2 separate regions of the Homo sapiens genome follow, and region 2 is linked to region 1. The links are chromatin contacts, found by POLR2A ChIA-PET in ENCODE. All regions are on one chromosome and are shown on one strand. The core of a region is the stretch at or near the end of the contact, and the rest is flanking DNA. Distances in the headings are between cores, read along the strand shown. Region 1 overlaps RAD23A (RAD23 nucleotide excision repair protein A). Region 2 overlaps MED26 (mediator complex subunit 26).

Region 1 (3,189 bases), core at 467-2,966:
CTGTTGCCCAGGCTGGAGTTCAGTGGCTTACTGCAGCCTCCGCCTCCTGGGTTCAGTCTTATGCCTCAGCCTGCCAAGTAGCTGGGATTACAGGCGTCTGCCACCACACCTGGCTACTTTTTGTATTCTTAGTAGAGATGGGGGTTCACCATGTTGGCCAGGCTGGACTCGAACTCCTGACCTCAAGTGATCCACCTGCCTCTGCCTCCCAAAGTGCTGGGATTACAGGTGTGAGCCACCGTGCCCGGCTTATTTCTTGGCTCACTTAAAAGCACATCATCAGCTCTTCCAGGGTAGGGCTTGTGTCGACTGCTATGTTGTGTTTGGCCAGAACAGGCTCCTCTGGATATTTGCCTGACTGAATGAAAAAGCAAGGGCTGTGATGACCTGGGGAGAGGAGGGGACCAGGGCTGTGAATTACCTTCCCTTCCCCACCCTCTCCTGCAGCAAATCAGCCGGCACCAGGAGCAGTTCATCCAGATGCTGAACGAGCCCCCTGGGGAGCTGGCGGACATCTCAGATGTGGAGGGGGAGGTGGGCGCCATAGGAGAGGAGGCCCCGCAGATGAACTACATCCAGGTGACGCCGCAGGAGAAAGAAGCTATAGAGAGGGTAAGAGGCCTGGCTGAGGGGTGACTGCAGGTGGGCAGGACCCCTACCCTCTCCTGCTCACACTTAACCTATCTTCCCACAGTTGAAGGCCCTGGGCTTCCCAGAGAGCCTGGTCATCCAGGCCTATTTCGCGTGTGAAAAAAATGAGAACTTGGCTGCCAACTTCCTCCTGAGTCAGAACTTTGATGACGAGTGATGCCAGGAAGCCAGGCCACCGAAGCCCCCACCCTACCCTTATTCCATGAAAGTTTTATAAAAGAAAAAATATATATATATTCATGTTTATTTAAGAAATGGAAAAAAAAATCAAAAATCTTAAAAAAACAAGCAAACAGTCCAGCTTCCTGTCCTCCTAAAGTGGCCCCTGTTCCCATCTCCCGGGCCAGACAGCTGTCCCCCCGTCCTCCTCCCCAGCCCAGCCTGCTCAGAGAAGCTGGCAGGACTGGGAGGCGACAGATGGGCCCCTCTTGGCCTCTGTCCCAGCTCTCTGCAGCCAGACGGAAAGGCGGCTGCTTGCCTCTCCATCCTCCGAAAAACCCCTGAGGACCCCCCCCCATCCTCTTCTAGGATGAGGGGAAGCTGGAGCCCCAACTTTGATCCTCCATTGGAGTGGCCCAAATCTTTCCATCTAGGGCAAGTCCTGAAAGGCCCAAGGCCCCCTCCCCAGTCTGGCCTTGGCCTCCAGCCTGGAGAAGGGCTAACATCAGCTCATTGTCAAGGCCACCCCCACCCCAGAACAGAACCGTGTCTCTGATAAAGGTTTTGAAGTGAATAAAGTTTTAAAAACTAGCCCTATGGTCTGTGCCTGCTGGGGCTCCCCGCGCCCACCTGTCTGGGTCTTGGGGGGCTGGCTGGGCACAGGCAGGCATGGTGACGGGTGCCTGGAAGGGGGAGAGGAGTCTGTGAGTCCCTGCAGATTGAGGCTTCCGGTGTCTCCTCCCCCAGTGTGTCATTTCCAGGCAGTGGACCCCAGCCCAACGTTACAAGGACTGCTTCTCCCCGGCCCCCACCATCATCACCACAGTCTGTTTTGGCTATACTTCCCCCCCCACCAGCCTTGTAATTGGCTAATTACTGGAGATGAATGTTGGTAAACAGAAGCCTTCTTCTCTTCTGCCATCTGCTTCTCCATTATTTGCCCATTGTACACCCCCCTTTTCCTCCCACTGAAGCCCCAGTTAGTCAGCAGGGCCTAGAGTCCCTGTCCCCTTTTGAGTACAGCCAAGTGGGGGATTCCCCAGCTCTTAAGTATTGGGGGAGGAACCAGGGGACCCAGAGAGGCACACCTTGAGAGGACGCAGATCTCTTCAGGGGTACTGCCAGGTAGCAGGCTTTATTGGGAAGGGACAAAGCCTCAGGAGCTGGGTGCCCCAGAGGCTGCTGGGTCTTGAGCCACAGCTGCAGCCAATGCAGCAGCTCGCGCCTCCTTCTTCCGTTTCTGTTTTTCCTCCTTGAGGCGCTTGCGCTCCTTCTTCTCTAGGTCCTGGAGCAGCTCCTGGAAGCGGGCACTCCTTGGGTCCACCTGGTAGCCCAGGAGCTCCTGGGCCTCAGCCTGCAGTCGGGCCCTCCTCTCCTTGTCAGCCTGGGCCTTCTCCCAGTTCTCCCGCTGCTGCTGCTGCCAGTTCACAATCATCTGTGGCATCTTGGCCATGCACTCTGCGATGTGCTGCTCCCTGCAGGGGAGGGAGAGTGGGCTGTGACACTGGCACTCAGCCAGGGCAGAGCCCACCCACCCATATCTCACCCATAGGCCTTTGCCCACGAGCCTGCCTCCTCAACTCCCCCAGTAGATTAACTGTCAGGAAAAGCCCTTGACAAGTGAAGAAACAGGAAGAGATGATGAGAAAGTTACCTGTGCATGAATTTGATCACAAGGGCATGTCAAGCCCCAGTAAACCCCAGGTGCCAAAGCCAAATCAGCATTTCACTGAGCTGCCTACTGAGCAAGCCAAGTGCCACTCCCATGGATAATTTCACACCTTTATTTCATAGACATTGCTGAGCACTTCCTGTACAGAGGCCAGGCCCAATTCTAGGCACAGGAGTGAAAGCAAGAAAGACATTTCCCACCAATCCTTGAGTTTGTAGCTACCAGTCACAGCCCCATTTTTTTCTTTTAAGTTCAGGGGTACAAGTGCAGGTTTGTTACGTAGGTAAACTTGTGTCATGGGGTTTTTTTGTACAGATTTATTTCATCACTCAGGTATTAAACCTAGTACCTAGAGGTCATTTTTCCTGATCCTCTCCCTCCACCCTCCAAAAAGCCCTAGTGTGTGTTGCTCCCCTGTGTGTCCATGTGTTCTCATCATTTAGCTCCCACTTACAAGTGAGAACACGTTGTATTTGGTTTTCTGTTCCTGTGTTAGTTTGCTAGGGATGATAGCCTCCAGCTCCCGTCGTGTCCCTGCAAAGGACATGATCTCGTTCTTTTTTATGACAGCCTCATTTAAGGATTAGAAAAGTAAAAGAATTAAGCCCTATAATGGTCATCTGGCTGAGGAGGGGCAGAAACAGGAGTCCCTGCTCCATGATTCCCTGCCTGGGTGATCAGACGCATGACTTCACTTCACCAAGCCT
Region 2 (2,812 bases), core at 127-2,626, 3.6 Mb after region 1:
ACACAGTTTGACTCCACATGGGGAGCCGCTCCAGGCGATGGCCTCAAAAGATGGCTTTAAGGCAGCTCTTCAGGCTTGCCAGGGCCATGTCTGTGGCCCGATGGCCAATTGCAGCCTCTTGCTGTCAGGAATAGCCTGGCACATCTGAGGCCCCCTCCTCCTTTGGATTCTCCCTTGGGATTTGTTCCCAGTCCAAAAAAACCTCTCAAAACACCTGCCAAGTTGCTTTCCCAAAGGGGCAGGAATCCCGTCAGGAACTGTAGCCTCTCACTTCTCCACTAGGGACCCCTCAATAGATGCAGATGGGTCTGAACTTCCTTAACCATCAACGAAGACAGGCGTTGCCTCCCCTTTCTACCAACACTGACCGCCCCTGCCCACTTAATTTGCTTCAGTTTGGCCTCTTCATTGCTGCGGGAAGTGCCTGTGAAGGGCAAGGGTGTTGGGTGGGGGTGGGGGGTGTCGACAGCAGAACCTCCATGCAGCTACTAGGAGAAGCAGGGGTAAATGCAGCAAGGAGCACTCTGGAAGCAGGTGGGACCTCCCTGGGGTGCCTGCTCCAAAGGCAGGCAGGGCAGGAAGTTAGCAGGTGGGACCAGGTGTGGCACAGGTATACATGCAGGTCCAGCCCAGCCGCCTGGTACATGAATGTTGATGGAACTGACTCCACTGTCACACCGAACACTTTCAGGTCTTAGAATGGAAATCCATGAGGCATGATCAGGTACACATGGGCCAATAGGAATGTGAACATTAATCTCGTCCTTCTGGAATCTCAGAAAAACCAAGCAGGGAGGCCTGGTCTCAGGTCATAGGCATCACAGCTAGCATAGATACTGAGGAAGAACAGTTTGCATCCAGGCAGAGGGTGAACTGGGGCCACCAGCACAACCCTCAGCACACAGGTGCCCCACACTTCAGGGATGCCCCAGGAACACACGCATGGGGGCATGGAGGGGACAACTTCTCGCCCAAGACCACAAGAGGTCTGGCTGTCCCAGGGCTCTTTTGTGGTCATCCTTCCACATGAGAACTTAAAAAGGCTTCCACGGGCGCGGTGGTGTGCACCTGTAATCCCAGCTACTCGGGAGGCTGAGGCAGGAGAATCGCTCAAACCTGGGAGGCGGAGGTTGCAATGAGCTGAGATCACGCCACTGCACTCCAGCCTCGGTGACAGAGCAAGACTCCGTCTCAAAAAAAAGAAAAAGAAAAAAAAAACCGAAACCCAAACACTGCCCCCCCCCGCCCCGCCAAAAAAAAACAAAAAACAAAACAAAAAAAAGAAAGGCTTCCGGAAAGGCTGGCACCTTTGTCCCCAGAGAGCCCCATAGCCTGTGCTAAGCCACAATTCCAGCCAGCCTAACTGGTGACATGTGCTGTTCAGCTCACAGGAAATGTGAGGAAGGAGGCGGGGCTGGACACGCACAGAGACAGCCTGAGGGAGGGGCCAGCACCCCTCAGAAGCAGCCTGGGTCAGGCGCCTGGAGCTGCGTGAGACACCTCATTCTCCCACACCCTGGGAGCAGTGGGGAACCCTGTATGCGACTTCACAGCACACCACGCTCCGTGTGAGCTATTAAAGACCCACCACGCATCCTCGTCTTTCAGTGACACTTTCCTGAAGAAATAATACAATCTGGAATTTGCTACAGAATCATCCCCTAGGGTGAGTGACAGGAGGGGGATGGGTGAAACAAAGTCACATGGCTGTAAGCAGCTATCTACTGAAGCAGGATGGTTACCTTTCTCTACTTTTATGCTTGAAATTTCTCACAAATAAAGATGAGAAAATACATCTATTTCCTAGCATTTGTTTGGGAGAGTTCACTGATCTAGAAGGACTGGCAGCCATCTAAAGGGGAAGTGAGCAAATAGCTGTTTCCAACTCCTCATAGTGGCTTCACTGTCCACCATCTGGCCCCTGAGTGGGGCAGCAAGGGCCGAGGGCTGGGTAGGATGCCACCTCCCTCCACGTGAGCCTGTCTCAAGTCTCAGGCCTCCTAACTGATTTGAACTGCACAACACCATCTATCTGGTGAGACCCCAGGAGCCCCTCACCAAGCTCCCCTACTCTGGTACTGGGCTGCTGCTTAACAGACCTGGTGCAGAAACAGCAGGCACCCCTGGGGCTGGAGAGGGGAGCTCTGAGTACCCATGCCAGCTGTCCATCCCGGTCCGACTCTCAGGTGTCCTCACGCCTCTCTTCTAAAGGAAACCACAGAGAGCCCGAACCAGGGGCACACGCTAGGTCGACAGTTCCTTCCTGCAGGGAGAGGCCTGACCTGTACCAGGAAGGAGCCCAGGACAGCCACCACCACAGAGAGGACAGGCCCTCAAGTGGCCCAGACCAGGAGGGAGGACTTGGCAAGAAGGGGTGGGGGCTAGGTCACTCTCTTCCAGAAGGGGAGAAACATAACAATGAGCCAGCAGTAACCCAGGGAAGGGACAGCCGTCACTCCAGGACCTGCCCAGCCCCAGTCAGCACCACCTCCCTCCCATCTGCGATCCACATCCTATGGCTCTGGGCACAGCTGAGCCACAGGACACAGCCACTCAGAACTTTCTTTCCAGGTTTCCCTCAAAGGCCAGCCAGCAGCACTCCTCTGTGGCCCTGTGAAACCCAGTGACACCTCTGACCCCTCCGGAGTCCGGAAGACTAGACTCTTCTGAAAACCCACCTACGACAGGGTGCGTGGAATCACCTTTCAAACCAAACTCCTGTCGGCAAATATTTTAATTGGGCCACGGCATGTGTCCGAGTTTTTCTTCTGTGAAGAGGATCACTGGGTCTGAGTGCAAAGCTGGGGCCTGT

The links. ChIA-PET counts read pairs that join two places held with the same protein, here RNA polymerase II (POLR2A).
Region 2: POLR2A ChIA-PET joins it to region 1 with 20 read pairs in activated T-cell. The contact joins two enhancer-like sites. POLR2A ChIA-PET finds 5 or more read pairs at or near these places in 2 of 52 experiments (activated B cell and activated T-cell).

The regions. Positions count from the first base shown.
Region 1 is chr19:12,952,242-12,955,430 of GRCh38, forward strand. It overlaps RAD23A (RAD23 nucleotide excision repair protein A), which reads left to right. Exons shown (of 9, transcript NM_005053.4): 8 at 448-612; 9 at 695-1,401. The coding sequence ends at 808. It overlaps GADD45GIP1 (GADD45G interacting protein 1), which reads right to left. Exons shown (of 2, transcript NM_052850.4): 2 at 878-2,285. The coding sequence ends at 1,967. Among named protein-coding and RNA genes, the nearest start is that of GADD45GIP1, 3.4 kb to the right of the region's middle. RefSeq lists an enhancer at 266-1,465. Within about 2 kb of position 1,717, at least 12 of the 41 ENCODE cell types and tissues checked have a DNase peak (open chromatin) inside an H3K27ac peak, as active enhancers do.
Region 2 is chr19:16,583,060-16,585,871 of GRCh38, forward strand. The region is part of intron 1 of MED26 (mediator complex subunit 26); the gene reads right to left. Among named protein-coding and RNA genes, the nearest start is that of SLC35E1, 12 kb to the left of the region's middle. RefSeq lists enhancers at 1-74, 871-1,060, 1,760-2,296, 2,551-2,812. Within about 2 kb of position 1,377, at least 32 of the 41 ENCODE cell types and tissues checked have a DNase peak (open chromatin) inside an H3K27ac peak, as active enhancers do.